Regions from separate parts of the Homo sapiens genome. Here regions 2 and 3 are each linked to region 1. The links are chromatin loops, found by intact Hi-C in ENCODE. Cell type or tissue: OCI-LY7. All regions are shown on one strand. Each heading gives the region's core, and the rest is flanking DNA. Links, peaks and the distances in the headings are about the cores only.

Evidence for each region. Peaks named below come from ENCODE experiments on the same cell type or tissue, not always from the same donor. Only the 100,000 strongest peaks of a DNase experiment are listed, where the experiment ranks them.
Region 2: a loop joins it to region 1, with 2.8 times the contacts of the local background. A loop is called at or near these places in 8 of 110 quality-filtered maps.
Region 3: a loop joins it to region 1, with 18 times the contacts of the local background. A loop is called at or near these places in 21 of 110 quality-filtered maps.

The regions. Positions count from the first base shown.
Region 1 is chr6:142,689,118-142,697,457 of GRCh38, forward strand. No RefSeq gene overlaps it. Among named protein-coding and RNA genes, the nearest start is that of HIVEP2, 250 kb to the right of the region's middle. In OCI-LY7, for the core only: CTCF peaks have their summits at 3,927 (motif pointing right) and 4,126; a DNase peak (open chromatin) is centred at 3,934.
Region 2 is chr6:143,497,669-143,504,337 of GRCh38, forward strand. It overlaps FUCA2 (alpha-L-fucosidase 2), which reads right to left. Exons shown (of 7, transcript NM_032020.5): 3 at 6,245-6,584; 4 at 4,687-4,897; 5 at 4,264-4,454. Among named protein-coding and RNA genes, the nearest start is that of FUCA2, 11 kb to the right of the region's middle. In OCI-LY7, for the core only: a CTCF peak has its summit at 4,391 (motif pointing left); no DNase peak of the experiment used is centred there.
Region 3 is chr6:143,335,473-143,343,812 of GRCh38, forward strand. AIG1 (androgen induced 1) reads left to right here. Exons shown (of 6, transcript NM_016108.4): 6 at 4,167-5,586. The coding sequence ends at 4,204. It also overlaps the pseudogene PARLP2. Among named protein-coding and RNA genes, the nearest start is that of ADAT2, 110 kb to the right of the region's middle. In OCI-LY7, for the core only: CTCF peaks have their summits at 2,312 (motif pointing left) and 2,513; a DNase peak (open chromatin) is centred at 2,289.

The DNA of each region.
Region 1 (8,340 bases), core at 1,549-6,548:
CTCAACATCACTAATCACTAAGGGAAATGCAAATCAAAACCACAGCAAAATAGCACTTCACATATGTTAGATTGGCTATTACCATAAAAACAAAAGACAACAAGTTTTGGTGAGGATGTGGAGAAAAGGGAACCCTTGCACATAGGTGATGGAATGTAAGTAAGTTGGTACAGTCATGATGTAAAACACTGTGGAGGTTCTAAAAAATTTTTTTGAATAAAACTACCATATGATCCAGCAATCCCACTTCTGAGTTTATATCCAAAAAAAAAATTGAAATCAGGATCTCAAAGAGATAGTGCACAACCATGTTCACTATAGCATTATTCACAATGACCAAGACATGGAAACAACCTACATGTCCATCAGCAGATAAATGGATAAAAAATGTGGTCTATACACTCAATGGCATATTACTCGGCCATGTGGAGATCCTTCCACATGAAACAGCATAGATGAACCTGGAGGACATTATGCTAAGTGAAATAAGCCAGTTACAGAAGGAAAAAATCCTGCATGATTTTTCTTACATGAGGTAGCTAAAATAGTCAAACTTAGGGAAGCAAAGACTTGGACAGTGGTGCCAGGGACTGGGTAGAGGCAGAAATTGGGAGCTGTTGTTCAATGGGTATGAAGTTTCAATGATGCAAGATGCATGAGTTTTAGAGATCTGCTTTACAACACTATGCCTATAGTTAACTGCACTGTGCACTTAAAAATTTGTTAAAGAGTCTGGGTGCGGTGGCTCAGGCCTGTAATCCCAGCACTTCGGGAGGCCCAGGCGGGTGGATCACCTGAGGTCAGGAGTTAGAGACCTGCCTGGCCAACATAGTGAAACCCCATCTCTACTACAAATACAAAAAATTAGCCAAGCGTGGTGGCAGGTGCCTGTAATCCCAGCTACTTGGGAGGCTGAGGCAGGAGAATTGCTTGAACTGGGAGGCAGAGGTCGCAGTGAGCCGAGACTGCGCCACCGCACTCCAGCCTGGGTGACAGAGTGAGACTGCATCTCAAAAAAAAAAAAATTGTTAAAGAGAGTATATCACATTAAATATTCCTACAAAAATAAATAAATAAATGAATATTCTTTTTAAAAAATGTTTATTTTATTTTAAGTTCCAGATACATGTGCAGGACCTGCAGGTTTGTTACATAGGTAAACATGTGCCATGGTGGTTTGCTTCACCTATCAACCCAGCACCTACGTATGAAGCCCTGCATGCATTAGCTATTTATCCTGGTGCTCTCCCTCACCTCCCTTGCCACCAACAGGCCCCAGTGTGTGTTGTTCCCCTCCCTGTGCCCATGCGTTGTCATTGTTCAGCTCCCACATATAAGTGAGAACATGCAGCATTTGTTTGGTTTTCTGTTCTTGTGTTAGTTTGCTGAGGATAATGGATTCCAGCTCCATCCATGTCCCTGCAAAAAACATGACCTTGTTTCTTCCTATGGCTGCATAATAGTCCATGGTGTGTATGTACAATAAATATATATTCTTGCCTGATACAAACACACAGGTACACAAAGGTGCACAAGGAAACTTTAGGAGGTGAATATGTTTCTTGCCTTGATTTTAGTGATGGTTTCACAGGTGTATGCCTATATTAAAATTAATCAAACTGTACATTAAATATGCCAATTTACTTCAATAAGGGAGTTAAAAAATTAAAAATGAGACTGGTGGGAAGACCAGAAAGCAGTCTTCACATATTTAAAGGGTTGTCCTGCAAAAGAGGGATCAGACTTTTTATTGCATCTGGCTCTGGAGGACAGAGAAAGGGGCAAGGCATATAGATTATAAAGAGGTAAGGTTTAGCTTGATAAAAGGAAAAATCCTAATAATTATAGCTATTTAAAAACGAAATATGCTTATTGAACTTTTAAAGGTGATATTATGGACAAATACTTAATGAAAAAGGATAAAAGATGGTTCTAAAACATGAGTAGTACAATTCTTTTAGAATAAAGGTGTGCATACCCATGCACGCATGTGCACGCATGCACATGCACACACACACACACACATACGCACACCTGGGCACATACATCAGAATGTTCATGGTGTTTATCTCTGAGTGATAGTATTACAGATATTTTTAATTTTTATTTTGTACATTTTGGTTTTGTTTTCTAAAATTATTACAGTGAATGCAAATTATTTTTCTTATGACAGGAAAACACTGTACAGCAAAAATGGTTGTGGGACCTAGGGAGTTCTATTTTGTTGGAGGTGTTTGAGCAGAACCTGTAGTTGCTGTTGATAACTCCCAGGATGTTGAAAAGGAGACTGTTATAGACAGGAAGATGGCTATTACCTCTTTTAACCTCTATGGTGCTTCAGATTCTGAGAATCTATTGCACAAAATAATAATTATAACTAATAATTATAACCACTATAACTATTAACATATAACCTGTAGTTATTAATAGTTATGATTAATAAAGTCATAGAATCTCAGATTTGTCAGGGAACTCAGAAGTCAACTTTCCCAGCCAATGTAAGACAGTATGAAAAATCCTTGGCCACACATGCGGATAAAGGATTGCCCATGGCTGGGAATGTATATCCTTTCCTGCTGCTCACTGGTCTACACTAGCAGGTAAGAAACACATTTGTCTCTAAACACCCAGCCCAGTGGTACATGAAATGATCTTCATCTATTTGTTTCTCAAGCATGAAATGATAGCCTACACACAATCTTTTCATATTGTAGTCACTCTGTGATCTTTCAAAATGAAAATAAAGAGGTCTTGTCACTAGGTGTACAATCTATTTTCCTTGACTTGAAATCTCATCTTTTATTTCTTCAAAGCACATAAGGACTTTATCTTTAATTCTATCTTGTATTCTGTTATCAAATCCATTTGTTGTTGTTCTATGTCTGCTCAGGATGTCTGAACATTTTTACATAGAGTAACTTTAAGTGTGAACCTAAGTCGAATTCAAAACAAGACATCTAACTCTAAGAAAAGCCTTAGGTAAAACTTTGAATATATTTATCTTGAATGCTACAAGATGTCCAAATTATCCCTAGACATCCTCTCTTCACTTTCTTCAGACACCTAACCCTTCCTCCCTCTGCCACCTCAAATTCAAAATTCACACTTAGGAGAAAGATTTGTAATTTTTTCAAATCAAAGCTTATAGTAGAAGCCAATCAACTAATTCTGTAATTGTCTCTTAAACACCCTAAACTATGCAGGACCACTTCATTGCAAAAACAAAATAAACTCTTGAAATCACAAGGTAATATATAGCAATTAACAATTCAACATTACAAACAGTAAGTGCTATTGGTAAATGCTACTTAAGTTCAGGAAATAAAAGGTAATTATCTTTGAGCTGACAAATTTACCGCACTACCAATAAATGAAGGAATTACTGTATAGTGTGCTAGCAGGGATCCTGGGAGATCTGGTGGAGATAGAAGTTCTAGCTGAACTTCAGAACCCTCCAATACAAACAGGCTTATCTGAGGGGACAGGTCAGTCCTGCACACTATTGCAAGTGTTATCAAAGTGTGGTCCACGGACCAGCATCCTCTACACCACTTGGGAGCTTGTTAAAGGTACAGAATCGAGGGCCCCGTCCAGAACTAGTAAATAAAAAATCTAGATTTTTAACAAGCTCCCAGGATGATTATTCATATGCACATTGAAGTTTGAGAAGCTCTGGTCTACACAGTGGCGATTCTGCTCAGTTTCTTCGCATTTTAGTCCTGGGCTTTCAAAGCTACTTGCTTTTTTAAATCAACTATTAATTTGTAGCCTACAATTGTCACAACTGCAAAATTAACTCATTACTTAACTTTATTCTATTTCTCATGCATTTCCCCCTCAACGTCCCTTTTTCTCCAACGGTGGTCCCTTGAGAATGACAGATTTTTCACCACCCAGCAACCAAGGCACTACCCCACATCCTACACGAGGGGGCGCATGAGGACTAAGATTCGGGATCTTCTAGGCCATCTTCTCCACAGTGATTTTTATCAGCGACGGCCCCCTTTCTCCAGGATTGGTTTCCCAATGACATCACTTGGAAGCATGAAGAGTTGCTAGAATCCTCTCCTCCACTCACAAGCCAGGCATTTCCTGAACCCTTGCTGCGTTCGCCGCTTTCCACCCCATACCATTTCCCTAAGAGACAAGCATTCAGATGATCTACCCCCAGGGGTCCCAGGGAAGGAGGGAGAATCATTGCTTTAAATACAACGGCAGATCAGAGGGCCCTTGGTCAATATCCCTGCTCTCATTTCTCCTGTGTTTCATCTTCCATCAGGTCATACAGCCTTGAAAGTCTTTGACACATCACCCCTCCCTTCAGATCCCCACCTCTCCAATATTTCAGCAGAGCTTGGTCTTTTATAATCTAATTTTAAAAAACTCTTGCTCCATTCTGTTCTTTTACTGCAAACAGAGAGTAGCTGAGTGAGTGGCGTGAGGATGAAGAGTCCAGAGCTGAGGCTTGTGGATTTCCTGGGAAGTTACTCACTCAACCTTTGGCCTGGGGAATAATTAGAAAAATGAATGTTTCATTCCCTTGAGAAGGCTTTTTCTTTGTCCACTGGAACCCAATACTGGCGCTGTGGCTGTGTTTTAGAGAGTGTCTAGTGGCGCTAACTTGCTAAATCCATGAGGTTTATCACTGTTATGCACAGTGCCCACCAAGTGTTGGCAACAAGCAACTCGTAAATGCATTTTGGCAATTACTATGAAATTTTCAGTGTCATATGGGTCTTCCACCTCCTAAAAGCTTTTGTCCTGATGAAAGCTTTTATTTTAACTGTAGTTTTTCCCTAATAGGGCTCTATTTCAAACTTTAACAGTTGTAATTATTTGTATCAACGTGCAATCCCACACTTAAACAAATTGGAGCCCACTCCAGAACAAAATTAAAATGGCTTCAAAGAATGACAGAAAAACATTTCTTTTGGCAAGGAATAACAGGAAGGCAGAAGGAATACAGGAGAGATCCAGTGGAGAGGATAAAGCAATGGGAGGCCTTTCCACATGTGTAGCCTCTTAAAAAAATTGCTACCATTCCTTATGTTGCCTATGCAGGATACAACCCTATCTCTTAGTAAAAATGGTCTCCCCACCCCCACAATTCTTGTGGCTATTACCAAACAGTGCTTCTTATAAAAGAAAAAGAATATGACAAAGCAACCACAAGGAAGGTTAAAAAAAAAAGATAAAACCCGGGGCTAGAATACACCCAGTTGATGCTCAATAATGATTGACTTAAATGTTTGTGTGGCACAAGGTACAGAGTGGATTTCTTTCACATCAATCTGGAAATTCATAGCTTCTTCAGGCTTCTTGTCATACATATCGTGTGAAATATTTTATGACACGGCTCTGTGGATCCTGAAATGCTCGGTCCCGTTCTGTCTGAAAGTAGCACTTCTCTCTTCCTGTTGGGCCCCTCACCAAGAGCCCTTAGCGTCTGAGGCATCTCCCTGGTTATACTTTCATCAGATGGTGAAGCGGCCGTGCATTCATTGCACTTTCCCCCCAACACAAGCACTTTCATTGTTATCATTTACTGATATCAAATAGAGAAGTAAGTCAGGTGAATCATCATATACTGTGTATTTATCACAAAATCGAGCCTACCCTTTATGCCTGGGAGAACACTGGCATGACCTAGTTCACTTCCCTAGGGCTGGATACCCTTCAAGTCTTCCTCCGTGAAGGAGAATCTTTCTCCTTGTATGAGCCAAGAACACATTTTAGTGCAGCATTTCCTTTGTAGTTCAGATCTATTTTAATTGGGTAAATCTTTCATTACATAAATACAAATATTAGCAGGGGCCAGATACTGTATCAGGCTCACCAAAGCCAAGTGGCTGGAGGTGCTGTGCCCCACCAATAGGCTTTTTTTTTTCCACTGTGATAATTTCTGTTCCTTAACATAGGACATCAGATAGAAACCATTCCATTTGCAGACAAGAAAATACATCTACTGTCCAATCTACATGTATTTGTATGGCCGGGAGGAGAGGGTAGACCATTCCAGGCCTGGGAAGCCGTCCAGGGAAACAGGAGGAAGAGAGCCAGGGAAGTGTGTTTAGAGTAGAGAGAGCATGATTAGACTCAAGCAAAGGAGCACATCACAGGAGGAAAGAATAATTATTTTGGACGAGTGGGCAGGATAGTTTGGGGAGTGCCCTGAGAGCTAGTAAGGGGTCATGGTCATGACATCATAGGCAGTTGGGAGCCCTGCCAGACTTAGAGTGGTGGCATCTGAAAGAGACTAGGGTTAGGCATGCAGAGTGGATTGGGGCTACAGAAATCCATGGCAAAACTTATTCATGTCTTTTTAAAGTCTTTTTGGTTACAAGCATCAAAGCCAGCAAAGTTTGGCTAATCAATAAACAAGAACTTACTGTAAAGATGCAAAGTCATCCTCAGAAGTCAATAGCAGATGTAGCCCTGCCTCTTTTGACTCGGTTCATTCTTTGGCATTGCCTTTTGGTTTTCTCTACACACTGACTTGTTCTGATTCTCCCTGCGTATGGCCACCATGGCTCCAAAATTCATGTCTGAGCCAAACACAGACGCTGATCTCTAGTTATCCATTTCTTTAAGTCCAATTCCAAATTCCCAAGAGAAAGATATTGATTGTCCAGCTTGGGTCAGTGAGAACTCTGATGCAATCTATGGCCAAAGTGGAAGAGTCATGGTGGATGCTCGGTTACTTGGCCTTCCCTTTTGTGGAGAGGGGGATGATTCCTTGAGAAATGGTGTCATAGACTGGGAAGGAACTCCAAAAGATGTTTACAACCACCTGCCAGAAGTCTGCTGGTGTATTTTAATACTGCCATCCTGCAAGCTCAGTGTCAGTAAGAACAGAAGAAAGGGATAAATAGAGGTAATGTTTGTCATATTTCTAGAAACCGGACAGGTTTAGGACACATTGGAGTGCCAGCCATGGGAATAACATCAGGATAGAATGGTCTGGGCAAAGCTGAATGGGAAGAGGCATTTCCACAAAACTGCCCAAGGCAGTGGCACTACTAGGTTCAGAAGAATTCAGAGACCCAGGGAGGGCTGCTATTTAGAATAGCTCAGAACATCACAAGTGTGCTGGCTTTCCACTTTAATGTGAAGCTGGGTGTGGAGTTTTTAAAGCTCTATGCAAGACCTCACTGTTCCCAAAACATGGAAGGAAGTGTTTGACCTCAGAACATTCTCATATTATTAATCAACACACCAAATATTTACCCAGGACCTAGTCTGTGCCCAGTGCTGTTCGATACTGTAGTGCTCGGTCAGTGCTGTAGAGACAGAAGGGCCATCCCTCTGCTGTTGTAGAAAGTCCCTTCAGGGGTTCTGGAGGGAGTTGGGTGCCAGGAAGTTTCCCAGACTCCTCTCAGCCTCCCTTCCCAAACTCAAAGAAACGTGCTCCCTCCACTCTCCTCTTCTGCCTGCCAGAGTTTCCAGATTTGTTCTGTTTTGCAGTTGCGTCAAGCCACACTCAATTCCAATCCTAGCAGAAGGCATAAATTAACATTTTATTATGCGTGCTTGTTAGGGTCTCTTAAAGCAGACATGCAAATTCGAGGCTCCCATAGTAAATTAGGGCATACCCAGATTTTGCTGAAAATAAATCAAGTCGCCCTGGCCAAACCCTTGGAAAGCAGCACTTCTCTGAGCTATCCTGGGACAGATGCTCCCCTCAGCTCCTGCCCCAGGTTGTTTACCCTGGCCCCTGGCCATTTCCTGCCCCGTTTGGCACCCAGGTCCTCTCTGTCCAGCTGCCACTGGCTCATAGGACTCTTGGTCGACTTTCACTTACAAGGAACCAATTTCACAAGCAGCTGTAGGTGAGCCTTTTACGGGCCTCTGGCGAGTGAGTGAGAGGCCTCGGGCCTTCTCCCACAAGCAGCTGGACAAATATATCTGCCTTGGCTTTCCAGGGGGACCAGCTATTTTGAGGCTCCCCTTTGATTGACTCTTCCTACTACTGTGCCTTTAATTGCAGTTTATGGATCTTAAAACCTTATAGAACAGGAACTTCAAGCTAGACAGAGCTTGATTGGATTTGGCGTGGCTGTGGCGGAGGAATTCGAATTAGCAAAATCAAAAGTGAGAAGTAGTTAGTATGCACTTAGGCTCTACTAGGTTCCATTTTTAATTGTTCTGTGGCCTTTCTTTCCAGCATGCTGATTAGGTCATATAATTTTGTGTGTGGTTGGAGAAAGGTGGACAGGGGAAAGAGAGAAAGAATGTTTTCCAAGTCGCCACTTTAATTTTCAAAGTGTCCTTTCACATCCCTCATTATTATAAATTATCTGCCTCCTTGGGAGCATGCGTGGATGATCCCACCCAAATAGA
Region 2 (6,669 bases), core at 1,670-6,669, 810 kb after region 1:
CCCAAGACCAAAAGGAAGTTCTTGGAAGACAAAGATTTTCCTGAGCTAGCATTCCTCTTCATCAGACTGCTCTCATGGAGCTGAAAAGGGGAGGGAGATGATCTAAGGGGACAGGATGCAAGAGCTTCATGGCTTTTCATGTATTATTCAAATTTTTATATTCATTCATTCATTCAACAAGACAAGATATGCATGTGTCAATTCTGTGCCTAGTACTGTGCTCAGTGTTAGAGTTACAATAAAAAACAAAACACACATAGTCCTTGTTCTTATGGAGCTTAGACTAGAGTGGGGAAAGCAGACACTAAACAATCACACAAATAATATGAAAGTGTGAGTTCTGATAAGCACCATGAAAGAAAAGGAAATTGAGAGATTATAACAAAAGGATCTCTTTAGATTAGAACATCAGAAAGAAGCCTCTCCAGGAACATAACATTTAATCTGAGACTTAAAGGATGAATGGGAGCAAAGAAGAAGGTAAGGGAAGTATGCTGTGGACAAAAAAAAAAGTGGATTTCATTCATTTATTCATTCAATTACTCAAGAAATACTTATTGAAATCTTAAAATGCTAGACACTGTTTTAGAGCTATATACAACATTGAACAAAGTCCTTGTCCTCATGGGGCTTACATTCTAGTGGAAGAAATTAGAATCAACAAATATGTCAGGTGTTGATTAAATGCTATGGAGAAAACAAGCCAGGTTAGAAGGACAGGGCATGCTAGGTAGGAAAGGAGGGGCCTGGGAGTGTTATTTTAAACAGAATAGTCAGGGAAGACTTCTTAGAGGTGGCATGGAAGAGAACCATGGGAGCGCCATAAGAGCACCACGGGAGCGTCTGGGGAAAACCTTCCAGACAGAATGACAAGTGCAGGAGCCCCAGTGCAAGAGTGTGCTCTGCCTGTTGATGCACTAGCAAGGCAGAGTGCCTGAAGGAGAGGAAGTGGGGGAGGGTGATGGCAGATAAGATCAGAGAGGCGATAGGAGCCAGATTTTATAGGCCCTTGTAAGCATCTATGGGACCTGGCCTTCTCTCTGAGACTGGAAGCCATTGGAGAAATGTGACCATGGGAGTGGCATTATTATTTAAAAGTATACTCTGATTGCTTTGTGGTGAATAGGTTAAAGGGTAGAAATAGAGACCTATTAAGAAGCTACTGAAATAATCCAGGCAGGGGCGAGACAATGGAAACTAAAAGGATGAGGGTTGCCACAGAGAGGATAAGAAGTGGACAGATTCTGAATATATTTCAAAGATGCAGAGGATGATATCTGCTAATGGGTTGGCTGTGACTATAAAAGAAGGGGAAACTAAGGGCTTCAAGGTTTTGGGCTTGACAACCACCTAAAGGATGAAGCTGCCGTTAACTGAGATGGGAAAGACCATGGGTGGAGCTAGTTGATAGCAAAATTTTAAAACTCAGGATTTCAGTTTTGGATGTACAGGTCTAAGATGCTATGCATCTAAGTGGAAATGCTGAGTAGGAAGTTATTGAGGCTGGAGTTCGGAAAGAGGTCTGCACTGGAAATAGAAATGTGGAGATCATCAATATGGCATTTAAAGCCATGAAAATGGATAAGATCACCTGGGACATTAAGATAAACGCAGTGGCTCACGCCTGTAATCCCAGCACTTTGGGAGGCCAAGGCAAGCGGGTCACCTGAGGTCAGGAGTTCGAGACCAGCCTGGCCAAACATGGTGAAACCCCATCTCTACTAAAAATACAAAAAAATTAGCCAGGCTTGGTGGCGGACACCTGTAATCCCAGCTACTCAGGAGGCTGAGGCAGGAGAATCACTTGAACCTGGGAGGTGGAGGTTGCCGTGAGCCAAGATCGCACCAGTGCACTCAAAAAAAGATAGAGAAGAATGGAAGTCCAAAGACTAAACCTCAGGGCACTTCAAGATTTAGAGGTTGGAAAAATGAGATGAAATCAGCAAAGGAACTAACTAAGAAGGAAGAGCCAAAAGGTACGACAAACACCAGGAGAGACAGTGATAAACTGAGGCAGACACTGCCAGTAAGTTAAGAAAATGAGCACTGGGGACTCATCACTGGAACTGGCAAGGCAGATGTTATTGTGGGCCTTGAGAAGAGCAATTCTGGAGTGTGGGGGTGGAAGCTCGACCAGAGGGGGTTCAAGAGAAAAACTGTAGCAAGGAATTAGAGATAGCAAGTGAAAACAATCCTTTCAAGACGTTTTACTACAAAGGAAAGGAGAGAAATGGGAAGATCACTAGAAATGCAAGTGAAATTGAGTTAAAGGGGAGAATTGCTATAACAATCCTTGGGTGGATGATTTGCAATGGGATCAGGACACAAGGGTTGACCTTAAAGCCAAAAGTGAGATAATTTTACATTGTATGTGTCTGGGTGCGTGTGTGTGTGTGTGTGTTTCCATAGTTAACAGTTAGCTGTCCAGAAGCAGGCATGGAATAAGTAGATCTGTATTTAAAGTTGATGTTCCGTCAAGTGAGTATGGCAGAGGGAGCAAGGGTTCAGGAGTTGGGTGTATGCAATAGATTAGTTACAGTGATGGGCCACAGAATCTGTCCCGGATAAGGAAAAAGACAGAGAAAAGATGATAGGATTAAAAGATAGTATGATCACTGGATTATAGATCCCTTTGGAAGCCGAAGTGCCATGCAGAGTGAGCCAAAATATAAGAAGTGGTAGGTAGATGGCAGAATCCTTCAAACTGGAGCCGTGGAAGGGGTTCAGTTATTGGTAATGCAAAGTCTAAAGTATGTTTATAAAAGAAAGGGAAGTTAAGGACACCAAGGTTTTTGGCCTGACAACCACCTAAAGGATAAAGCTGCCATTAACTGAGATGGAGAAGACCGTGGGTGGAGCTAGTCTACAGCAAAAATTTAAAACTCAGGGCTTCAGTTGTGGACGTACAGGTCTAAGATGCTATGCATCCAAGTGGAAGTGTTGAGTAAGAAGTTCGACTTTGCATTACCAATATGACCTTGTATATTGATAATGCAAAGGAACAGGTAACAAAGGTCAAGCGGACAAGACCCCTAGAAGACAGGAGGTGCAGGTAATTAGAACTGTGAATAAAAATTTAAATCTCTAAGAATTATGTGAAGAGTAGTTCTGGGGACAGGGACAGCAAGCCAGGGCTCTCTCAAAGGATTTTAAGGGTTGACCTGGGAGTCTGTAGGTGACTGCAAGAAGGTGGGCATGATGAACCCTGGGGGAAGAAGGCTCCTATGGTGAGGAGGGAGAGCAGGACCACTCAGTGGCAGGGAAGTTGGTAGGAGCCAGACTCACAGTTTTATAAGCCACATTAAATATTTAGCTTTTATGTTTATTTCTTGAAATAAACACAATAGAATAATGGTTAATGATTGTGAAGTCCCAGATCAGATACCCTCATATTCAAATGTAAGTATTCAAAAGTAAGAAGCAAATTCCAAAACCAGATTTCTACTATTCTCTGTCACATGAGAGATTGGTATTGAGTTCTCATTATGGCTTCTCCCAGATCAACATTTTAAAATTCCACAATTATTTGCTCTGTCCAGATTGCCTTACTCCATTTTATTCAATGGGTTGTTAATGTTTTAAGTCATAAGTCAAGTAGATTGAAGAACAATTAGTCTAATCTTTCGGTTCCTATTTGATCAGACAGTACTCAGGTGGCAACTGAAAGCGAATTTTTAGAACTTCACCAATACTCATCTTATTTTATATATGTTAAGAAACCATATCAGAAACTGTCATATTTGTGGAGTCTGATTCGGGTACTCATTGACACACAGAACCTCCTCAAGCTCAGAGAGAAGCATCTTCCCTGAACCCTCCCTATTTTGATTCATTTTTAATCTAACATTTTCTCTGCCATTGGGTACCTCTTGTTTGCTAATTTCATGGGATGCAACATCTGCAAAAGTCAGAATTTACCGAACTGGTTAAACAGTAATCTCCGTTTTAGACTAACCATTCAGCATTTTTCATTGGTCTGAACAGCTTACAATTTTTCTAAGAGCTGAGTACTTTCAGCCAAAATTTGTCCACTACTGGGAGATACCTAGAAATGATGTAAGCTCAATCTGATAAACAATAAATGTTTCAAAACATGCAAATTCTTCCCCTTCTCTTTATATTAGAGTAAGCAAAGTTTGGAAAGTGCTTTGTATATGTAGGAATTCATCCAATTTCTCTTTTTATCCTACTCTTCTTTATATGTCTGATAAATTTTAAATCTCTTCCTTTATAAAAGAGTACTTGGTAACAAGAATGACTTACCACACATCTGGGGTGACAGTGTCATTCTGGGATCGCCAGGTATGGGTTTCATAAATAGCTTCTCCATTGACTTTTAGCCAGGACCCCATTTGCCTCAGTCGCTCCTCAAAAACTACAGAAATGGTGCCATCTAGTGTGGGCCCAATATTCATCAAAAGATTTCCTCCACATGAAACTGTCTCTACAAGTTGCTAAAAAATTAAGAATAATGTTTTTAGATAAATAAAATAATTCCATCTTTAATGTGCTAATATGTTGCATTTATATATTTATACATGTATATATAGTCACTGCCTAGAAGAACAAACACAGGATAGAACAATGTCCTATATTTATAGGCCATTGAGCCATAGAAGAAATAATTCCTACATGACCACACTATTAAGAATATTATGTTAATAGCCACCAGACATTTCACTGTACCTTCACCAATTCTTCAATTGTAAGATAGTCAGAGATTCCAGCTTCCCTCCTATAGCCCCAGGACAGTTTGTCTATTGTCATGCAGTTTTCCCATTTATGTGGCAAAAGATGTCCTGGGTTATAACGATCACTGCAGGTATAGAAGCCACCATGCTTACAGATGCTACCAGCTCCCCAACGATCATTGGTGACTACTGTGCCCCGAACTGGGCTGAAATGAAACATACAATTTTTTAAAACAAAAGGTATAAGCTTTTTATACAAAAAGAAATGTCACTGAAAAGACATGTAATTGAAATACAATTCTGAAAAGGGACCATGGCATAGTACAGTGGAAAGCCCATGGTTTTGAAGTCAAACAGACCTGAGTTGATTGGAGTTCTGGCTTTGTCACTTTCTAGCTCCCAGACCTAGAGCAAATTACCTGACTCCTCTGAATAATGAATTTCCTCATCTATGATTAGAACAAAAATAAGTTATGTAAAACATTAGCCTGGTACCCAGCACATATAGCACTCATAAGAGTATTATATGAATATTTTAAGCTCCCTTCCATATTGTAAATGGTAGCCAAAACTGAATTTATACCCAAGACACTTTTCTTTTCAATGATTCAATGATCTCATACATGTAGTCTAGCCTTTCTTTTTCTCTTACCATTGTGCCTAATATTGAAAAATCTCAGAAAATTTGACTGTTGATATCATGTGAAATATCCCCACAATATTGCTTATCATAGCAGGTGGCATATTTAAGAGGGAAATACACGCCACATAGAGGGAACAGTTTTGAGTCACAAATTGAAGTGATGGCTCCCAGTTTTTTCCCTTGGAAGGAGTACCTGGACACACTGCTGTTTTAAGTATCAAGAGTTCTTCAGAATATTTGTATTTGTGCCCTTTGTGGGCCCAGGAAGTGCAAGCAGAAGGTTGCCTGACTTCGTAGCACAATACCCAGTGCTTTCTAGTGTACATGCAAATTTGGTCCATATAGTTTAAGCCTAATGGAGGAGTTTAATCAGAACTCCCTGTTCTAATAGGGCAGCCTTGAACATACCAGGAAGCAATAGGAAAAAACTGGAGAAAGTGAAAAGGCTGCGATGAAGGAAAAGAGGAGACAAACAAGGGTGACATTGGCTGGGCAGCAAAGATGACCAAAAGGTAAGAGGATAAAAAGAAGCAGTCTGCGGGATTCAGAAGCAAATAGTCAGAAATAGTGATGAAGAAACAGAGTTGTCCCAGAATAGAGGCCATAAAGGACCAGGGTAGGAGAGAAAAAGGGGGGACCCACAAAATTAACACCTTCAAAGTTCTTGATCCTGTGATTTTTAGTCTGATCTCAAAATCAGACCATTGAGTTGGATTTTACTCCTGATTTATTTACCCTTGATTATGTTGAGTAAATAGTGATATATCTAATAAGTATTATTTACAATGATTTTCTCCCCCCATACCACCAATGACTTAAAATGAAATATTTCAAGAGGTGAAGGAATTAAAATGTTAGAAATATATTAGGAATATGGAGGGTAACTGCAGCAATCTCATAGCATACACACCTTTCATTATATAACCAGGCCAAGAAGCCTGTGCTGTTCCAGTATTGATCCGGTGCTCCTCCGTCACCATCCGACCACAGAACCTCAGGCTGATAGTTGTTCACTAACTCATAGAGCTCTGGCAATGTCTTAGAAACTGGAAATTGCCGCTTATGGAATGAACTGGATTCATCCTCAAGGAAGAGCGGATGAAACCATTCAAAAAGGGAATAGTACAGTCCAAAACGCAGGTCAGTTCTGTTCCTAATGGCTACCTCAAGTTCCTTGACAATGTCCCTCTTGGGCCCCTCATCTATGGCATTCCAGTTCCACGAATATTCTGACCCCCACAAGGTAAAGCCTAGAAAATTATAGTGAAAACCCTTGTAAGCATGTCAACTTTATTTTAGTAAATTTCAACCCACACAAATGCCCAAACAAATCAC
Region 3 (8,340 bases), core at 148-5,147, 640 kb after region 1:
AGTGAGCTGAGATCATGCCACTGCACCCCAGCCTGGCAACAGAACAAGACTCCATCTCAAAAAAAAAAAAAAAAAAAATAGGAGATTTCACATGAAGGCCAGATTTTCAGCTTCTTAGGAAATATTTTAAGATCTGGAACACAGAGCCCACTGTTCTATTCTGGTGACAATGGTTTAGAATAGAGTATCAGTTATCCCTTGGCTGGGCACGGTGGCTTACACCTGTAATCTCAGAACTTTGGGAGGCTAAGGTGGGCAGATCACTTGAGCCCAGGAGTTCAAGACCAGTCTGGCCAACATTGCAAAACTCCATCTCTACTAAACATACAAAAATGAGCCGGGCGTACATGCCTGTAATCTCAGCTACTTGGGAGGCTAAGGCACGAGAATCGCTTCAACCTGGAGGCAGAGGTTGCAGTGAGCCAAGATCGTGCCACCACACTCCATCCTGAGCCACAGAGTGAAACTCTCAGAAAAAAAAAAAAAAAACAGAAAGAAAAGAAAAAAGAATTGAGTATCAGTTATCCACTTTAGATGACTAACTTTCCCTCGTTCTCACCTGGCCACTTTACTCAGTCACATTAGCTGCCTGATTCTGTTAGCTGTTGAGTCAAAAACTACTCACTAAAAGCAGTGTGTTAGGATGAATTGAGGACATGGGAGTACAGTACTACAATCCTGAGTATTTCACATCAGTTACTATACAATCCCCCAAGAAGAAGGAAGATTGCATTGGAGCCACCCTCCTTTTTCCATAATGGTTTTTAATAGCTCAACTCTGTCTACTTGGGTAACTTATGTTAGCTACAACTTCAAGATAAAAATCACATTATTGCAGAATCTTACTGCTGAAAGAGAGATTGGAAATCATCGAAACCGACCCTTTCCTTTCACCAAAAGTAACTGAGGCCCCAAAATCTTAAGTGACCCTCCAGAACAGGTGATGGCAGAGCCAGTGCCTTCTAACTGATGTTCAGTCCAGTCTCCAAATTTCCCCTTTGTATAAGAATACCAGTTGTATTTGATTAGGGCCCACCCTGATGACCTCATTTGTAAATACTTATCTCCAAGTAAAGTCACATTCTGACTTTAAAACCACATCCTGGGGGTTAGGATTTCAGCATATGAATTTGGAAGTGGGGGACAGAGTTCAGCTCATAATACTTCACTCTCTCCCCACCAGAATACATGTCCTTCACCCAATGAAAATATTCCATCCCAACAACCCCAAACGTCTTTCAGACATCAACTCTCAAGTCCAAAATCTCATCTTAAATATCATAAAATTGGGTATGCGTGACACTCAGGGTATGAGTCATCCTGAAGCAAAATTGTTCTCTAGCTGTGTGTGAACCTGGGAAACCAGACAAAAAGTTATCTGCTTCCAAAACAGAATGGTGGGACAGGCATAGAATATACATTCCCATTCTGTAAGGGAGAAGTTGCAGGGGGAAAAAAAAAGAAAGAATCATGGTTCCCAAGCAAGTCTGAAGCTAGCGGGGGAAATTCCATTCCATTTTAAGGCTTGAAAATAATCCTCTTTGGCTAGATGTTCTGTCCTCAGGGCTCACAGGGGAGGGGATGCATAGCCCTGCCTTCCAGGCACAGGGTCACAGGAGCCCCACCCCCACAGCCCTGGGCAATAGTTCTACCCTCTACAACCAAGGAGGAGCCAGTCGCTGAACCATCTTTGAAGCCATTGGTCCTTCATTTCATCCTGTCTCTGTCCCTTTCAGTCCATGCTGTCAATGTTTCTGCTGGTATAAAATTCTCAAAAACCTTATTGGCCTCCCATGCAAGTCATGGGGGTCCAAGCAGTCAGACAAGAGGGCACTCCGCGGATCTTTTTCAGATAACCACCTCTCTATTTCTGGCATCTACTGTGGAGGTTGATTGGATCCGTGAGTCACGTACCTAATTTCGTTAGCACATGGCTGTCCAGCCACACCCTTGGCATTCTCTCCCAATCTGAGGTACTGAGAGTTAAGCACTTCGATGTAGCAGTTTGGCGGGGTGGAGCGCGGGGGGGGACACAATTCACAGCTGAAATATTTCTTTACTTAAGCTAAGACTTTATCCCAATTTTGGTATATCTGACCAGTCTTACTAAAGCTACATTTTGTAAGACCAGAAATGAGTCTTTTCAAAACCAAAAGGTTGGTGTGAGGACAGAGAAAGTAGGCAAGCGGGGAGACAGGAGACGTCTATGTGTGCAGAAACCTGCACCTCTTCTCCTCCAGCTACCCGTGCAGGTCATTTCCCCCCAGGCCCATCCAGGTCTAGCGATGTCCCAGCACTGCCCCCTGGTGGAGCCCTCCACCGGCCTGCAGGAAGGGCATGTGACTGACTCCCTCAGCGCCCTGCAGTCTTGTCCCCTCTGGTCCCAAAAGTGTATCCTGCCTTCGCTTTGCGATAGGTTTCTTCCTGCCCTTTGCCTGGAAATTTTATCTCTGGTTCTTGCAAACATTATTTACAGCTGTCTAATTTTTTCTGTCTACCTCACAGCTGCCAAACTAAAGTAGGTGGGAAGCCATTTTCCCTCTCTAGGTCAATGAATACCCCCCGTTCTCCACCCGCGCTTTTGAAGATTCCAGCACTGCTGCCAAGTCAACCCATCTGCAGGAGAACGCTTTGGAAAAAACAGACTTTAAAAAGAAAAGCAAACTGCTCTTAGCCCCTGATAGCTTCTCCACAGGAGAGGGAATATGGACAGAGCTGAGGTTCAAGACACATGTGCTGTTTGAGCTGAATCTGTGCTGTTTTCTTCTTTCCGTGGTTACCCAACAACGAAGGCGTGTTGTACCTTCTTGCCTTCAAACCTGTTCCTCCTCCCGTCAGATGTCCTTACTCCTCAATTTGAAGTTTTCCTTCATAGGATTTCTGAGAAGGACTTTGGAAAAAGTGCTCCAGATCTCTGCCAGTTCCTTAGCCATGAAAACCAAACATAAAAGATCATCTGGGGACATTCATTCAGAGCACGTTACCCACATTCCACCACCACTACTCTGACAGCACAAAACATATACCAGGAGCTGGGGTTATGTGGTGGGGGAGTCCTTCCTATTGTAAGCCCTAACATTATGACCCTCTGGGGTTAAATTTTATAATTTTCATATTGTGGAGTCCCATATTTTGTTCTGCTTTCCACTAGTCCAGGCTTCTGAGGTCTTCTCTGTGTTCATTGCTTATTAATTTTATTCAGCAAAGATTAATTGAGCTCCTGCAATGAGACACACACACTATGTTAGGTGCTGGGGAACAAAATAGGGAAGGGCCCTACCCTCAGAAAGCTTGCAATTTATGAAAGAATACTAACAAAACCTGCAAAGTGGTATTTTAAGTTATTTTGTTTCATTTTTGCTATTGAAACAAAGAAACTGAGAATTTGGTATGATTCAAAAAATGTTTAGGTACAAGAAAAAGAAAAAAGCAAGAAGCACTTGCCAGATTTAACTATAATTCCTAAAAATGATGAACATTTTCATCTTCAGGAACATGAAACATCATCGACTATTCTCTACAGACAACAGGCAAAGGTTCTTACTGGTCCAGTACATACAAGTCCTTCAGGAAGAAAAACATGATTCTACCAGGATTGGGTTGAATAGAGAGAGAATTGCAGTTTAAGATTCATGAGTATGGAAATAAACAGCTCTTATGGCTAATAAACTCTCTATGAACTTTAAAAAGAAAACAAGAAAAAAAAAAGCATGGCTTTTTAAAATCCAAAGTCCTTGCCTTAGGAAGAGACAGGACTAAAGTAAAAATAAATGAAGTCTGTTTGAAACTCATGAGTTGCACACCTCATGTTGCCAGAAGCTGGTTTAAAAAGCAGTCTAGCTGGGATTTCCATGCAAACTCAGCAAGTCATGAATCAACTTGAAGCCTTGTCTCCCAGAGGCCATAGGAGCTGGGTGTGTCCCAGAGATGCTGTGTCCTGATTCTGTGGAAAGGGTGGGGAAGAGAGGTCACTGAGGATGTTTCTGGAGAAAGTTGTGCATGGCTTTCCTTCTTAGCTAGGAGGGAATAGGGGGTGTGTCAGGAGGGTGAATGGGAGAAGTGAGGGCAGATGAGTGGATGTGTGAGTAGTGTTAGCAAGCCAGATTAAACAAACTGCTTGTGGTTTAATCTGATGCTCAAATAAAACACTTTGCCTGTATTTCTAGGTATGGAAGAAGAGAAAGAAAAGCCTAAATTGGAATGAGATCCAAGTCTAAACGCAAGAGCTAGATTGAGCCGCCATTGAAGACTCCTTCCCCTCGGGCATTGGCAGTGGGGGAGAAAAGGCTTCAAAGGAACTTGGTGGCATCAGCACCCCCCTCCCCCAATGAGGACACCTTTTATATATAAATATGTATAAACATAGAATACAGTTGTTTCCAAAAGAACTCACCCTCACTGTGTGTTAAAGAATTCTTCCCAAAGTCATTACTGATAATAACATTTTTTCCTTTTCTAGTTTTAAAACCAGAATTGGACCTTGGATTTTTATTTTGGCAATTGTAACTCCATCTAATCAAGAAAGAATAAAAGTTTATTGCACTTCTTTTTGAGAAATATGTTAAAGTCAAAGGGGCATATATAGAGTAAGGCTTTTGTGTATTTAATCCTAAAGGTGGCTGTAATCATGAACCTAGGCCACCATGGGGACCTGAGAGGGAAGGGGACAGATGTTTCTCATTGCATAATGTCACAGTTGCCTCAAATGAGCACCATTTGTAATAATGATGTCAATTTCATGAAAAGCCTGAGTGTATTGCATCTCTTGATTTAATCATGTGAAACTTTTCCTAGATGCAAATGCTGACTAATAAAGACAAAGCCACCCTGAACCTGACGTCTGCATTGTGCATCTCAAAATCCTAACAGCATTAGTATCTCCTTTTCATTTTTATTACCTGTTGAAAATGGGTTTACTGAACCTGGTTCTTTCCTATAATTTTTGGATTTTAAAAAATGTGAATCTTTTTGATAACTCCAAAACAAATTTTTTTTTTCTTTTTTTCCAGATGGAGTCTCACTCTGTCGCCCAGGCTGGAGTACAGTGGCGTGATCTCAGCTCACGGCAAGCTCCGCTTCCCGGGTTCATGCCATTCTCCTGCCTTCTCAGCCTCCCGAGTAGCTGGGACTACAGGCGCCTGCCACACGCCCGGCTTATTTTTTGTATTTTTAGTAGAGACGGGGTTTCACCTTGTTAGCCAGGATGGTCTCGATCTCCTGACCTTGTGATCCACACGCCTCGGCCTCCCAAAGTGCTGGGATTACAGACATGAACCACCGCGCCCAGCCACAAAATTGTTTTTAAAAAAACTATTTTACAAAATCTTTGACCGTAATTATTTTTAAGATGAAAAATATGTTATATAAATTATAAAATGTTACTTAACACAAATATAAGTATTGATTGCCCAATGTTGAGAGAGATCAACAAATGATATAAAACCATTCACTCCAAAATTATAATTACATTTTAAAATTAAAAAATGAAAAGCATTAAACTTTTTAATTTGAAAAAAATTTAAACTCAAAAAGTTAATTTAAAATTAGTTACATTTAAATGTAATTAAATGCTAAAAATCTCTCTTCCTTCCGTCTCTCTGTCTCTCTCTTTCTCCCACACACATTCACTCTATATGCCCCCCATTTCTGAAAGCAAAATTGATAGAAATATAGAATGCATCTAGCAGCATTACCATATTAGTTTCCTAACTCATGGAGCTGGGACTTTTAAGTAGGAAAGTCAAGCAGAAATCCACCAAAACAGAAAAGCACAGCAATACCACATCCTTGGAATGACTGCTGCAGTTAGTACAGGATCAAAGACTTGAAGGATCCAGAGTTGGTTTCCATCACAACTACATGTATCTTACCTGTCTGACCTCTATTATGGGTTACATTGTGGCACTGTGTCCCCCTAAAATTTATATGTTGAACCCGTAACCCCTAGTGCCTTAGAATATGACTGTTTTTGGAGACAGGGCCTTTAAAGAGGGGATTAAGTTAAAATGAGGCCATTAAAATGGGCCCTAATCCAATCTGAGTAGTATCTTTGTAAAAAGGGGGAATTAGGACACACAAAGGGACACCAGGAATGTACATACACAGAGGAAAGACCATGTGAGGGCATGGGAAGAAGGTTGCCAACTGCAAGCCAAGGAGAGAGGACTCAGAGGAACCAAACCTGCTGACACCTTGATCTTGGACTTCTAGCCACCAGAACTTTGAGAAAATAAATTAATATTGTTTAAGCCACCAGTCAGTGGACTGACATTTTGCTATGTCAGTAACAGCAAATTAATACGAACTGTGTACAAACGATGGATGAATTTTGGAGGATGATAAATTATTGTAAGCTTACTTAGGCGGTGGCTCCACTGATAGCAGTGTTTCCAGAAGTCTTTTTGCTGGAGTAAAACAATATAATCCCTGGGATATCGAATGAAGGTACTAAAAAATTTTTTTTTGTTTTTGAAACGGAGTTTTGCTCTTGTTTCCCAGGCTGGAGTGCAATGGCACCATCTCAGCTCCCTGCAATCTCCGCCTCCCTGGTTCAAACGATTCTCCTGCCTCAACCTCCCAAGTAGCTGGGATTGCAGGCATGCACCACCAAGCCCTGCTAATTTTGTACTTTTCGTAGAGACGGGTTTCTCCATGTTGGTCAGGCTGGTCTCAAACTCCCGACCTTAGGTGATCACCCGCCTTGGCCTCTCAAAGTACTGGGATTACAGGCGTGAGCCATTGCGCCCGTCCTAAAATTTTCTTGTAGTGGGAAAATGGGGTGGCGAGGCTGGGCGCAGAGAGGCTGGGGCTGCGGCTCAGCGTGGGCTCCCCTGGTGCGCAGCAGCAGCTGCGAGGAGCTCACTGCGGTTCTAGCCCCGCCGCAGCTGCTTAGACGCAGGTTTAACTTCTTTATTCAGAAAAAAATGTGGTTCAGAAAAGAACCCAGTAAGGTTGAACCTCGAAGATCAGACACGGCAACAAGTGGTGAAGCATACAAGAGAAGTGCTTTGATTCCTCTGGTGGAAGAAACAGTCTTTTATCTTTCTCCCTATCCTATAAGGACTCTCATAAAACCTTTATTTTTTTACTGTTGGGTTTACAGGCTGTGCATTTGGATCAGCTGCTATTTGGCAATACGAATCACTGAAATCCAGGGGTCCAGAGTTATTTTGATGGCATAAAAGCTGATTGGTTGGATAGCATAAGACCACAAAAAGAAGGAGACTTCAGAAAGGAGATTAACAAGCGGTGGAATAACCTAAGTGATGGCCAGCGGACTCAGGTATCATAGCTGCAAACGTCCTTGTATTCTGTTTGTGGAGAGTACCTTCTCTGCAGTGGACAGTGATCTGATATTTCAAATCTAATCCAGCCTCAAAAGTCCGTTGTTCTCCAATGTTGCTGTCAACATTCAATCATTTCTCCTTATTTCACATGGCAGCAAATATGTATGTTTTGTGGAGCTTCTCCTTCAGTATAGTGAACATTCTGGGTCAAGAGCAGTTCATGGCAGTGTACCTATCTGCAGGTGTTATTTCCAATTTTGTCAGTTATGTGTGTAAAGTTGCCACACGAAGATATGGACCATCACTTGGTGCATCTCGCGCCATCATGATGATCCTCGCAGCTGTCCGCACTAAGATCCCAGAAGGGAGGCTTGCCATTATTTACTTCCAATGTTCACATTCACAGCAGGAAATGCCCTACAATCCATTAACGCCACGGATATGGCAGGAATGATCCTGGGACGGAAATTTTTTGATTATGCAGCACATCTTGGGGGAGCTCTCTTTGGAATATGGTATGTTACTTACCCTCATGAACTGATTTGGAAGAACAGGGAGCCTCTAGTGAAAATCTGGCATGAAATGAGGACTAATGCCCCCCCAAACAAGAGGTGGCTCTAAGTAAAACTGGGATTGCACAGTACCGGTGCACCTGTCTTGTCCTGCCGGAGAGCCCCAGGAGACATCGGCCCTAGAGTGATCATGGCTACGTTCCCGCCTGGAAGACGCCAGCATCTGGCCTCCCACTGTTTTCAGCTGTGTCCCCGGGTCCGTGTCTTTTCAGAAAGTGAAAATGACATAGTTGTGACGTAAAGGTTTACATCTAGTTCGTAAAAAATAAAAAAATAAAAATAAAAATACATTCCTTTTACCTTGCAAGGATAGCAGAATGCCCTCACTATATTTTCTCAAGGCTATTTCTTTGTGTGTTTGTGTATGTGTGTGTGTGTGCATGTGTTATAAATATTTTTAATTTAACTTTTAAGTTCAGAAATAAATGTACAGGTTTGTTATATAGGTAAACTTGTGTCATGGGGGCTTGTTCTATGGATTA